Linked DNA regions of Homo sapiens: region 1 is linked to region 2. The links are chromatin contacts, found by Hi-C or POLR2A ChIA-PET in ENCODE. All regions are on one chromosome and are shown on one strand. Each heading gives the region's core, a stretch centred on a gene start or an enhancer-like site at or near the end of the contact. The rest is flanking DNA. Distances are from core to core; before and after follow the strand shown.

Evidence for each region. Hi-C counts contacts between places; a loop is a spot of excess contacts on that map. ChIA-PET counts read pairs that join two places held with the same protein, here RNA polymerase II (POLR2A).
Region 1: a loop to region 2 is called in a map of Caco-2, with 5 times the contacts of the local background. The contact joins the promoter of MINDY4 here to the promoter of LINC01176 in region 2. A Hi-C loop is called at or near these places in 1 of 168 maps with a recorded cell type or tissue (Caco-2). POLR2A ChIA-PET finds 5 or more read pairs at or near these places in 2 of 52 experiments (activated CD8-positive, alpha-beta memory T cell and activated T-cell).

What each region holds. Positions count from the first base shown.
Region 1 is chr7:30,769,448-30,775,703 of GRCh38, reverse strand. It overlaps MINDY4 (MINDY lysine 48 deubiquitinase 4), which reads right to left and starts at 4,287. Exons shown (of 18, transcript NM_032222.3): 1 at 4,148-4,287. The coding sequence starts at 4,210. The region is part of intron 3 of INMT-MINDY4 (INMT-MINDY4 readthrough (NMD candidate)); the gene reads right to left. RefSeq lists silencers at 3,727-3,876, 4,247-4,296, 4,357-4,406 and an enhancer at 3,877-4,171.
Region 2 is chr7:30,388,848-30,395,762 of GRCh38, reverse strand. It overlaps LINC01176 (long intergenic non-protein coding RNA 1176), which reads right to left and starts at 4,878. Exons shown (of 3, transcript NR_108081.1): 1 at 4,728-4,878. RefSeq lists an enhancer at 4,078-4,696.

The sequences.
Region 1 (6,256 bases), core at 3,038-5,537, 380 kb before region 2:
GGACCCCTAGATAGCTTCAGGATGGGGGCTGGTCACCAGAAAGAGCAAACCTTGATTAGAGGGCTGGAACTTTCAGCCCTACCTCCCAATCTCCCAGAGAGGGAAGAGAAGCTATAGATTGAGCTAACCACCAATGGTCAATGATTTAATCAAACATTCCTATATAGCAGAATTGACACAAAATCTCCTGAATGATGGGGTTCAGGCAGTTCCCAGGTTGGTGCTGGGAGGGCAGCATGCTGAAGACGGCACAGAAGTTCCATGACCCTCCACCCACACCTTGCCCTATGCATCTCTTCCATCTGGCTGTTCCTGAATTGTGTCCTTTATAGTAAACTGGTAAATGTAAGTAAAGTGTTTCTCCGAGTTCTGTGAGCCATTCTAGCACATTATTAAAACTGTGGAGGGGGTTGTGGGAACCCTCAATTTATAGCTAGTTGGTCAGAAGTTCAGGTGGCAACTTGGGACTTCTGACTAGCATCTGAAGTGGGGGCAGTCATGAGCGTGACTTAACCTGCAGGGTCTGCACTAACTCTTGGTAGTGTCAGGACTGATTTGAATTGTACGACACCCAATTGGTGTCTGGAGAGTTGGAGATTTAGTTTGTATGGAGGAAAAATCCCCATACATTTGGTGTCTGAAGTGTGAGCAGAAACACTATCAGAGACATGTTGAGATGCTTGTTAGACATCCCAGTAGATATGTAGAATAGGCAGTTGTAAGAATTCAAGAGTTCAAGGAGAGGTCTCAGCTAGAGATAGACATTTGGGAATTGTCAGCATATAGATGGTATGGGAATCCACAAGACTGGCTGAGATGTCTTGAGAGTGAACGGAAAGAAGAAGAGAAGAGAGCCATAAACTAAGTCCTTGAGCCCACCAGAGTGCACAGGACAGAGAAACTAGGGGGACCAGCGAAGACCCTGAAGGGAGCACCCAGAGGAGTAGGAGGAAAGCTAAGAGGGACAGTCTCCTAGAAGACAAGCAGAAGGACACAATCAACTGTGACAAACATAATCATTAGATCAAGAAGGGCGAGGACTAAAAATTCCAGGTTAATAATGGCCCTAAGAAGAGCTATTTCCATGGAATGATGGGGACAAAAGTCTGATTAAAATGGGTTCGAGAAAGCAGAGAAAAGAATTAAAATGAAAGTAGACACAGGTCCTTTATGGGGTTTCTATAGAAAGGGAGGAAATAATAAACCAGTAGCTAGGGTTTGGGGGTCAAGATGGGATTCTGCAGGAGCACAACATGTGCTGATAGGAGTAACCTAGTAGAGGAGGGAAATGCATGGTGCAGGAGACAGCGACATCCCTGAGCACACAAGAGAGGGCATGCACACATGGAGGGGTGGGCCTAACCAGGGGTATGGAGAATTCATCCACAAGAACACTAAAGAGAGCAGAGTGAATGGTGCAGCCCAGGAAGGTGAGTAAGTGTGGTAGTGGGAGCCTGCTGGACTTCTCTCAAGACTTCTGTTTTCTCAGTGAAATTAGATGGGGAAGGAGCTTCAGGGTTTGAAGAGAGAGAAGGTATGAAATGGTCATCCAGGGTCTCAGAGGGTAAACAGTCTGGAGAGTTGCAACCAGGTGGGCAGGCACCCATAAGGCACCACAAGGGTGAGTGGCCATGGATTTAGAGTGATACCATCAACATAGTGGTGTGTGTTTCTCTCCAATCTCATTCAGCTCTATGGGCGCAAGTGTAGAGCAGGACGAGTGGAATTTTACTGTCAGAAGAGAATGATGAAAGGAGAGAAGCGCAAAAGAGCTGCACCTGTTATGGAGGGTGCAATTATAAGGATGGGTGGGTGAGAGGTAGGTGGGTTATGGTAGGCCCGAGGGACTGTGAAAAGTTGGCAGGAACAATGCAATATAGATGTGGTGAGGCTGGAGAAGAGTTTACGTGGGGCTATGATGGGAAACAAGCTAGAAATTTTGACAGGTGGGAAGCTTGGAATTGAGATTACAGAAAGGGCGCAGTACTGGTAACAACAAGCCCAGCTCATGACCATGGGGCAGGGTGGCAGAGGGAGGATGGCACAGTCACTGCAGGAGTGGAGCCACAGACTCAAGAAGCTGGGGCAGCAGAAGAGTCACCTCAGCAGACCCTGCCATCTCCAGGAGACTATCATGACTCCCCCGAGGGAAGACCACACTTGGTGAGTTCAAGTAGGCCAAAGTGGTTGAAGGGTAGAGGGCGGAGCAAGCAGTCATGGAAGATGAGGTCTGAGGGTAGCCAGAGCCAAGTAATGGAGAGACTTGAAGTCTAATTATGATGGGAAGCCAGTAGAGGGGTTTGAGCAGGGGAATTACATGGTCTGACCTGCTCACCCTGGGCAAGTTTCTTGGCCTCCTGGTCTCACAATAATCTTATGTGAAAGGGAATACTTATACCTATCTTTCAGGACTGTTACGAGGATCTGAGACAACAAACCAGCACCTTCTAGGTACCTGGCACCAAGGTGGCAGCTCTCTTGGTTACGACTGCTGGGTGCAATGACTGCCTGTGCAAAACCCTGTGGGGAGCACGTGGTCTCTGCCCTAGAGCAGAAGGCGATGAGAAAGCAGTATACCTGGGCTGCAGTCCCAGCTCACTGTGACCTTCTGAGTAACTGTGGGCAACTCCTTTCTACTCTTAGGGCCTTAGTGTGCCCAGATAAAACATGCGAGGGAGAGGAGACCAGGGGAACTCGGCCATGTCAAGTGGGGGGTGGTGGGGAGGGATGTGGGAGAGGCTAGAAATGAAATTGAGATGGTAAGCTGGGGTCAAGCTACAGGGCAGGCTTGGATGTCAGTGAGGACACTGGATTTCATTTGTACTCAAGAAAGAACACGAGGAAGCCCTCTCTAAGAGTTTTTTTCAGTGACCCAGACTTAAAAGAAATGATGTTAACAGTCAGCTTTCCAGGGTGTGTCAATTGATATCCAACATGCAGCCAGGACAGGTGATGGCAGGTCAATTAGCCATAAAGACAGGGCAGATGCGACAAAGCCAAACGCATTTAAAATTTTTTCAAATAAAAATAAATCATAAAAAACACACAAAGACACTTTCCAAACAGGTGCACTTCAGAGACACCTGTTTGGTGTCAGAAACAGTGAGGGTGGGAGGAGGTATAAAGTTGAACACCTACGTGCACATTGTATCTATATGTCAGATCCAATGCTTGGAAGCTGCCCATATGTTAATATTAATCCTCATTATAAATCTGCAAAGAGTAGGTCTTACTTTCCTGTTTTACAGATAACGAAATTGAGACAGTGAGTAAAGTACTGAGGTTCACACTGCAAACTAGTAGCAAATATTTGAATTGTCTCCGTCTGACTTCAAAGTCCTTCCCCTTTCCTCCATTCAAAAAATTACGTGTATGTGTTTTCATACAAGACAAGTACCCATCGCCCTAGCCCAGTATGACACTGCAAGGACAGACAAAACACACAGAGTGCAGCCCTCAGTCACCATGTGCTGAATGAGCTAATGTATGTCCCCCTCCACTACCACGCCCAAGACCCCCCGGCGAGCTCCTTCCCCACCGAGGTCCCCATCTCCACCCTGAGGCCAGATGACAGCTAAGGACCTTCCAAGCTTGTGAACACTGCAAAAACTCTCCTGGGACAAGACAATAGGAAAACTTACAAAAATTAAAGCAACCACTGGAATTCCCACTGTTGACTAAAATGACTAAGGGTTTGACCGTCAAGAACTTTTCTGGGCTTTTGGGGTTCCCTCTGGGAGAAGTTCTTTCCGAGTGGGACCCTGACTTGCGTGGGTAGCGCACGGAGGCCGGCAGCCAGGCTAGGGCGCAGGCCTGCCCGCTGTGCGCCCGCGCTAGGATTGCTTGGCGCGGCCCCCAGGCCCCCTCCCCAGCTGCCGCCGCCCCGGAGCGCGGATGCCCCAGGAGGGCAGCGGACGGGGTCCAAACCGTGCCTTGCGGAAGCGCCCGGTGACGACGGCAGAAACGCCTCGTGGGAAATGTAGTTTCCCCTGTCCCGGGAAAGCGGCGCTCTTCTGGGGCATCTCTGGAGCAGGCAGTAGGTAGGGAACGGGCGCCCTCCCAGAAGCTGCAAAGCCTTCAGGGGAGACCCCGATGATCCCCCCAAATTAGAGCCACTTCCTGGGCTTTGGAGGGGGCGAGCCGTTACCTTTCTGCTGAGGAACTCCCTGACCAAGGAGGCGGCCACCTCCTCCACGAAGAGGCTGTCCATGGCTCTGGCTCTGGCTCTGCCCACGAGGCCCACGCCGGGCCGCAGCACCAGGCAACTGGGTCTGTCCGGCGCAGTATGGCCGCGTTGCCGTGGCGACGGCGGCGTCGGCGCGGCAAGAACTCCTCCCCTTCCCTGGGGCTGGCGGGCTGGGGCGGGAGGGAAGGGGTGGAGCGTCCCGCAAACTCGCGTCTCGGAGTGGGAGGCCGCAGTCAGGGCGCCCTGGTGTCGCCTAGGGCCCCGTCCACGGCTCCGGACTCGGGGCCTCACTCTGACCCTGGCCCTGGTCATCTGAGAGGCCTAGGACAAATTACCGCTCCGCTCCGAGGCTCCATTTTCCTAGACATAAAATGGGAAGAATACCTGCCTCCTTGTTTCTGGAGGACTAAACTCACAGGGAAGTGACCCCCTCAGGTCCACCCTCAGCACCACGGCCCCCTCTGGGGCCACCAACGCTACTGACCTTGGCGGGCCTTGACGGTGGGGGCAAGGAAGCCCAGCATTCTGCTTCTTGGGCACCGAAATTAAAGGAGATGTTCCTCGCCCCCTTGGTGCCTGCTTTCCCGTAATGAGACTGCCATTTATTGATCACCAAGCTCTTAACTCACGGTTGCACTTTTAATCCTTACAACTTCCTGGCTAGGTAGTTACTGTTGGCCCCATTCTTTAAAACGGGACACTGAGATTCAGAAAGGCTAAGATTTTGCTGAGGCCCACACAGCTGGGTACTGGGAAAGTTGGGTTTCTAACCAAGCCCAGTACATTTTCCCCGAACTTAGTCACCTGGGTTCCACCTTCACAATCTTTGCCACTTCCGCATGTTACCTATTGTATTCCTTTGCTTGGGCTGCCATACAAAGTACCACAGACCATGTGGCTTAAACAACACATTTATTGTCTCCCAGTTCTGAGGGCTACAGACCAAGATCGAGGTGTCAGCTGGATGGTTTCTCCTGAGGCCTCTCTCCCTGGCCTCTATTATAGATGGCCACCTTCTCCCAGTGTCTTCACGTGGCTAGCCGTCCGTGTGTGCCTGTGTCCTAATCTCTTCTTATAAAGACATCAGTTGTATTGGAATAGGGTCCACCCTAATGACTGCATTTCCACTTCATCACCTCTTTAAAGACCCTATCCAACACAGTCACATTCTGGAATACCAGGCATTAGGACTTCAACACGGGAATTTTTTTTTCTTTTTTTTTTTTTTTTTTTGAGACAGAGTCCCGCTCAGGTGCCCGGGCTGGAATGCAGTGGCGCAATCTCGGCTCACTGCCAAGTGAACAACCACCTCCCGGATTCAAACCATTCTCCTCCCTCAGCCTCCTGAGTAGCTGGGATTTCAGGCGCCCACCACCGTGCCCAGCTAATATTTGTACTTTTAGTAGAGACGGGGTTTCACCATGTTGCCAGACTGGTCTTGAACTCCTGACCTCAGGCAGTCCGCCCACCTCGGCCTCCCAAAGTGCTGGGATTACAGGCGTGAGCCACCGCACCCGGCCCAACACAGGAGTTTTGAAAGACACAATTCAGCCCTTAACCCCTATACAGTTACTTATGTATTATTTTCTTTAAATCCACATACATGTTTTACAATTTATTTTAAAAGGAAAGTGTTCCCAAGCAGTAATAGCCACAAGATCTTGGGTTTTATGTGCTTATTAAATCTCTAATACACATTAAAACAAACACAAAACCAGAAAGGTATGCATTCACCTAAATCACCTTACAACCACCACTGGCACATGTACCACACTTGGGAAGCAACTATCTCACCCTATACAGTCTCCATAGGACGTAGCTTTAATGTGGCAGATTGCACCATAATCTCCAGGCAATTTCCCCTCTCAACGTGCAATGGTTCTTTGAGAAGCCTCTTTTGAACATGTTGTGCTATGTGAGAAAGAGCCATGTGCTCTTATATGTAGAGAGAGAAGGGCAGAGTTGCAGGAGACAGTATGATGCTTGGTCCAGGGGCCCTCATGTTCCAGCTGTGAAGACACACTGATGGATGATGTGTAATAATGAAAGAATAACATGAGACAGATTTAT
Region 2 (6,915 bases), core at 3,629-6,128:
TAATCTGTTCTCGTACTGCTAATAAAGACATACCCAAGCGTGGGTAATTTACAAATGAAAGAGGCTTAATGGACTCACAGTTCCAAATGGCTGGGGAGGCCTCACAATCAATGGCAGAAGGCAAGAAGGAGCAAAGTCACCTCTTACATGGTGGCAGGCAAGACAGCGTGTACAGAACTCCACTTTATAAAACCATCAGATCTCATGAGACTTCTTCACTATCACAAGAATAGCACGGGAAAGACTCGCCCCCATGAATGAATTACCTCCTACTGGGTCCCTCTCACGACACGTGGGGATTATTACAATTCAAGGTGAGATTTGGGTGGGAACACAGACCCAAACCATATCATTTGCACTCCCAATACAGATGACCCCACATTCCTACATGGCTTCTTTTCAACCAACAAATCAAAATTTGAGAGATGCAGCTAAAGCAGTACAACAGATTGCAGAGGAAATTATAGCATTCTATACAAACTCTTTCAGAAAATGAAAGGGGAGAGAACACTTCTCAACTTTCTTAATGAGCCCTCCATTACCCTGACACCAAAACCAAAGATACTGCAAGAAAACAACAGACCATGTCCTTCACAGACATACATATAAAAAGTCTTCAACCACATTTTAGCAAATTGAATCCATAAATACATAAAAAGTTGGGTCAACATTCAAAAATTAATCAAGGAAGTCATCCTATCAGCTGATTAGAAAAATCATATGATTTCATTTGATGGGGAAAAAAATTGCCAAAATTCAATATCCAGTCATAATAAATCCTCTTAGCAAAAGACTGAATGCTTTCCCTTTAAGTTCAAGAACACGCAAGGCTCTCGGCTGTTAGTAGTGAGATCTATTCATATTAGCCAATGTAATAAGGGAGGAGTGAGAGAGGGAAGGGGAGAGAAGGGACAGAGGTGGAAAGTGACACATGAAGGGAAGGAGGAGCAAACAATAAAAAGAGAAAAAAAGAAAAGAAAAGGCGTACAGATTAGAAAGGAATAAATGGTTTCGATCTGTGGACAACATAATTGTCTATGCAGAAAATTCCAGAGAATCTACAAAAAAAAAAAAAAAAGCTACTAGAACAAGTAAGTGAGTTTAGGAAGATCACAGGATACAAAAGGAAATATAGAAAAATCAGTCAGTTTCATATAACAGCAATGAACTGAATATTAAAAACTTTAAAACAGTATTATTTACAATTTACAATAGCACTAAAAATCATGAATACTCAAGTATAAACCTATCAAATTATGTAAAAGATTTGTATATTGAAAACCATAAAACGCTGATGAAAGACACTTTAAAATACTGAAATAGGCTGGGTGTGGTGGCTCACGACTGTAATCCCAGCACTTTGGGAAGCTGAGGCTGGCAGATCACGAGGTCAGGAGTTTGAGACCAGCCCAACCAACATGGTGAAACCCCATCTCGACTAAAAATACAAAAATTATCCGGGCGTGGTAGCACGTGCCTGTAATCCCAGCTACTCAGGAGGCTGAGGCAGGAGAATCACTTGAACCCAGGAAGTGGAGGTTGCAGTGAGCCAAGATTGCACCACTGCACTCCAGCCTGGGTGACAGAGAGAGACTCTGTCTCAAAAAAAACAAAAACAAACAAACAAAAAACTGAAATAAATGGTGAGATATATTACATTCACTGGTAACAGGACTCAATATTGTTAAGATGTCAAAATTGATCTATAGGTTCAATGCAATCCCAATCAAAATCCCAGTAGGAAGTCTGGTAGTAATTAATAGGCTGATTCCAAAATTTATATGGAGGGGCAAAGGAGCTATAAAAACTAAAACATTTGAGGAAAAAAAAAATAAAGCTGGAGGACTCACACTACCCAATTTCAAAACTTACTACAAAGCCACAGTAATTAAGACAGTATAGTCATAAAGAAGGGGCAGACACAGATGCAGAAAAGAAAATTCAGAAATAAATCCACACCCATGAATAACTGATTTTAAACAAGGTGTAAAGATAATACAGTGGATAAAGAACAGTCTTTTTAACAAATAATGCTAGAATAAGTGTATATACATACACAAAAACAAAAACAAAACTCTCCACCCATTGCTTGCACCACATAAAAAAAGTAACTAGAAATGGATCATACCTTAACTGCAATACCTAAATCTTCTACAACAAGAGTTAGCAAACTAAGGCTCATGGGCCAAATCTTTATCTGTTTTTGTAAAAACAGTTTTACTGAACACCTATTCATTTATGTATTTTATGGCTGCTTACATGCTACAACAGTGACTATGACCTGTAAAGCCTAAAATATTTTCTATTTGGCCCTTTACAGAAAAAGTTTGCTCACCTCTTTTCTAGAAGACAGATCTTTGTAACTTTGGGTTTACCAAACATTTCTTAGATTTGACACCAAAAGCACAATTCAAAAAAGAAAAAGACCCAATAAATTGAACTTCCATCAAAATTTTAAATGTCTGCTCTTCAAAAGACATTGCTAAGAAAACAAAAGAACAAGCCAGACTGGGAGAAAATAGAAAATACTTGCAAGTCATATATATATGTATATATATATGACATATATATATATGTATATATATATGACATATATATATGTCGTATATATATATGACATATATATATGTGTATATATATGACATATATATGTATATATGACATATATATGTATATATGACATATATATGTATATATATGACATATATATGTATATATATGACATATATGTGTATATATATGACATATATATGTATATATGACATATATGTATATATATGCCATATATATGTATATATATGCCATATATATGTATATATGCCATATATGTATATATGTCATATATATGTATATATATGTGACATATATATGTATATATATGACATATATATGTGTATATGACATATATATGTATATATATATGACATATATATGTATATATATGACATATATATGTTATATATATGACATATATATGTATATATATACATATATATGTATATATGACATATATATGTATATATTTGACATATATATTTGACATATATATATTTGACATATATATATATTTGACATATATATATATATATTTGACATATATATATATATATATATAATTTTTTTTTTTTTAAAGACAGGGTGTCACTCTGTCTCCCAGGCTGAAGTGCAGCAGCACAATCATGGCTCACTACAGCCACAACCGCCCAGGTAGCTGGGACAAAAGGCGTGTGCCACCACCATGCCTGGCTAATTTTTTGTATTTTTTGTACTTTTTTTTTTTTTTGTAGAGATGGGGTTTCACCATGCTGCCCAGGCTTGTCTCGAACTCCTGGGCTCAAGCAATTTGCCCACCTTGGCCTCCCAAAGTGCTGGGATTACAAGCGTGAGCCACCACACCTGGCCAAAACCATATTTTTGATAAAGGATTTGTATCAAGAATATACAAAGAATTCTCAAGATTCAGTAAGAAAACATACAATCCAGTTTTTCAAAAATGTGCCAAAGGGTTGAATAGACACTTCACTAAAGAAAATATACCTGTAGCAAAGAAGAATATGAAAAAATACACAACATCATTTGCATTGGGAGAATGAAAATGAAAAACACAATGAAATGCACCGTATACCCAAGTCAAAACAAAAAAATAGCAAAAACATCAAAACTGCAGACAATATCAAATTCTGGTGAGGATGCCAATCACCTGGAATTTTCATACATTTTTGGTGGGAATGCAAAGTGGCACCACCAGTTTGCAAACCTGTTTGGCAATTTCCTACTAAGTATATATACATATTTATCATATAACTAGCTATCCCACTCCTAGGAATGTACTCAAGAGAAACAAAATCTTTGATTCACATAAAAACTTCTAGGTGAGGCCGGGCGCAGTGGCTGACGCCTGTAATCCCAGCACTTTGCGGGACAGAGGCAGGCGGATCATGAGGTCAAGAGATCAAGACCATCCTGGCCAACATGGTGAAACCCAGTCTCTACTAAAAATGCAAAAATTAGCTGGGCGTGGTGGCATGTGCCTGTAATCCCAGCTACTAGGGAGGCTGAGGCAGGAGAATCACTTGAACCTGGGAGGCGGAGGTTGCAGTGAGCCAAGATCGGACCACTGCACTCCAGCCTGGCGACAGAGCGAGACTCTGTCTCAAAAACAAAACAAAACAAAACAAAAAAACTTCTAGGTGAATGTTAACAGCAGCTTAACCACTGTCACTAAAAACTGGAACCAACACAAATCTTCCACTAGTAAATGGATGAGTAAACTATGGATTGCCACTCAGCAATTAAAAGGACCAAGCTGCTGAATACACATGACAACATGGATGACTCAAATGATTATGCTAAGTGGAAGAAGCTGGGCTTCTGTGATTTTCTATTCTCATTCATATTCAAGTTGCTTGGGTAACTTGTAATCTTTATCGCTTGCCACACATTATTCTTGAATAAGTATTTAACGGGAGTCTCCTGACGCTTGAGATGAGCCCTCTTCCAGAGAGATCTTGCTGTGCTTCTGCCGAATTCAGATTTTGAGAATCCTTGGCCCAACCAGCTATGTATATTTGAGAAGCTAATCTTCAGGGAAGCAGATATGCACAGGCCTTCCAGGGAAATTGTATTTTCTATTTCTTTTCCTCCCTGCTCCAAGAGCACCAAGGTAGCCACAGTTCATTACAACTGCTGGGAAGAGGGCACTGGGTTCAGCTCTGACTCCTCCTTACCTTTAGCTCCTTGTTATCCGATTCCTGTTGGTAGGGTCTCCTGCAAGCACACTGTCTTGCGTGGGCTCTGTGCTTTAACATGTTTTCTTGGCTCAGCCAGGCCACAGAAACAGCAGACAAGTGTTTGTGGTATCAGCAACTGCTGTCTCAGCACAGGCAGCTTTTTGTTCCAGTATTCCATTTCCCTCCCTGGTTATAGACTTTTATCCAAAAACTGGCCTGGAAGTTCAATGTTTTTTTAGTTCTTCACTTAAAAAAAGCCATTATTTTGTTTCTTCAAGTTTTCATAACCAGCCATCACCAGAAACTGGAAGTCCAAACATGCTCTTATTATTTAAGTAATTGGTGTACATGGTATAAATTCACGTCTTACAGAAAGATGCACAATGAAAAAAAGCAGCCTCTCCATGGCCCCTCCTCCCAATTCCAGTCCCACCCACTCCAAGTAAAGCAAAAAGTGCTTTAGTTGTATTTCTAAACGTTCCTACAACAGATATCTATTATTTTGCAATGGGAAAAATTTTACTTTAAAACATCCCCGGAACTTCTAATCTTCTGATACTTATAACCTCCATATCTCCAAGTAACATCTTTCTCTGTCTCTTGGTTCACAAACTCCTATGTCCAATATCTCCCACCTAAAAATGATGCCCTTTATAATCCCCTTGAAAAAGTGGAGTATACTTACCTCCTTGCCACAATCCCAATATGTTAGTCTTATTATTTCTTAGCTTACTGAGTGCCAACTATGTGCCAGGCAGTGCTTTAGAACCCATGGATACAATAGTGATCAAAACTAACAAAGTCCTTGACTTCACAGTGCTTACATTCTGGAAGAAGAGTGACAATAAACAAACATAAGATTTGTCAGGTAAATGTTATAGAAAAATAGAACAAGGTAAAGGAAACAGGGAATGTAGGGGTGAGGGCAGATTCATGAACTTATTTTGTATTGTATAGTTAAGGAAGGGCACTCAGATAAGGCGATATCTGAGCCAACGCAACAAAGGAAGTGAAAGAGGAAGCCTGTGGATACTTGGAGGAATTGTTATAGGCAGAAGGAAGAAGTGCCAAGGCCCTGACACAGGGGCTTGCTTGCCTGGTGTATTCCAGGAATAGCTTCAGGGGAACAAGTCAGGGGTGAGCAGGAGAAGATGAGCTAGAGAGGCAGGAGTGAGTGGCATGTACATGTCTGTGTGTATGCATACATGCACACTCCGGATGGCTGAGGGTATTTTAGGTCATGGTAAAGACCTTAGCTTTGGCTCTGAGTAAGATGGGAGCCAAGGGGGATTTTCAGCAGAGTAGTACCATGATCTGACGCTGTATTTGTTAACTTATAATGACCCCTATATTCCTTGATCCATCAACTTTAGACCAAAATGTTCATCGAAACATTTTTTGTAACAGTAAAATATTGGGGGAAATTATTTGACCACAAGCATTGTCTAAAGATATTATGGTACAACTACGAAATGGAATACTATGCAAATACAAAACATGATAAATGGAATGTTAGAAATGTGGTTCTAAAATACCACATATAATGTTATCCTGTGAATATATATGCATTGAAGAGTATGGAAAGACATATGCCAACAAATAAGGAGAAAAAAGTCTCTGGGGAGATGGGAAAAGGAGAAATATGAAGGTATTTTTTCCTTTGTGCCTTGTGTTTCCAAAAGTTCCTACAACACATATCTATTATTTTGCAGTGGGGAAAATTTTACTTTAAAACATCCAAGGCCAGGCGTGGTGGCTCACGCCTGTAATCCCAGCACTTTGGGAGGCCGAGGGGGGTGGATCACCTGAGGTCAGGAGTTCAAAACCAGCCTGGCCAATGTGGTGAAACCCTGTCTCTTCTAAAAATACAAAAATTAGCCTGGTGTGGTGGCGGGCGCCTGTAATCCCAGCTACTCAGGAGGCTGAGGATGGAGAATCGCTTGAACCCGGGAGGTGGAGGTTGCAGTAAGCCGAGATCGCGCCACTGCATTCCAGCCTGGGCGACAAAAGTGAAACACCGTCTAAAAAAAAAAAAAAAAATCCAAAAGATTAGAACCATAAACTAATCATTTTCTTTGTTTTAAGCTCAAAACAATTATATACAGCTCCTATGAGAATAATCAATACTGAATATCAACAAACTGACACGCATGTGGCTACCAAGTCTCTAGAATGACCCACTGAA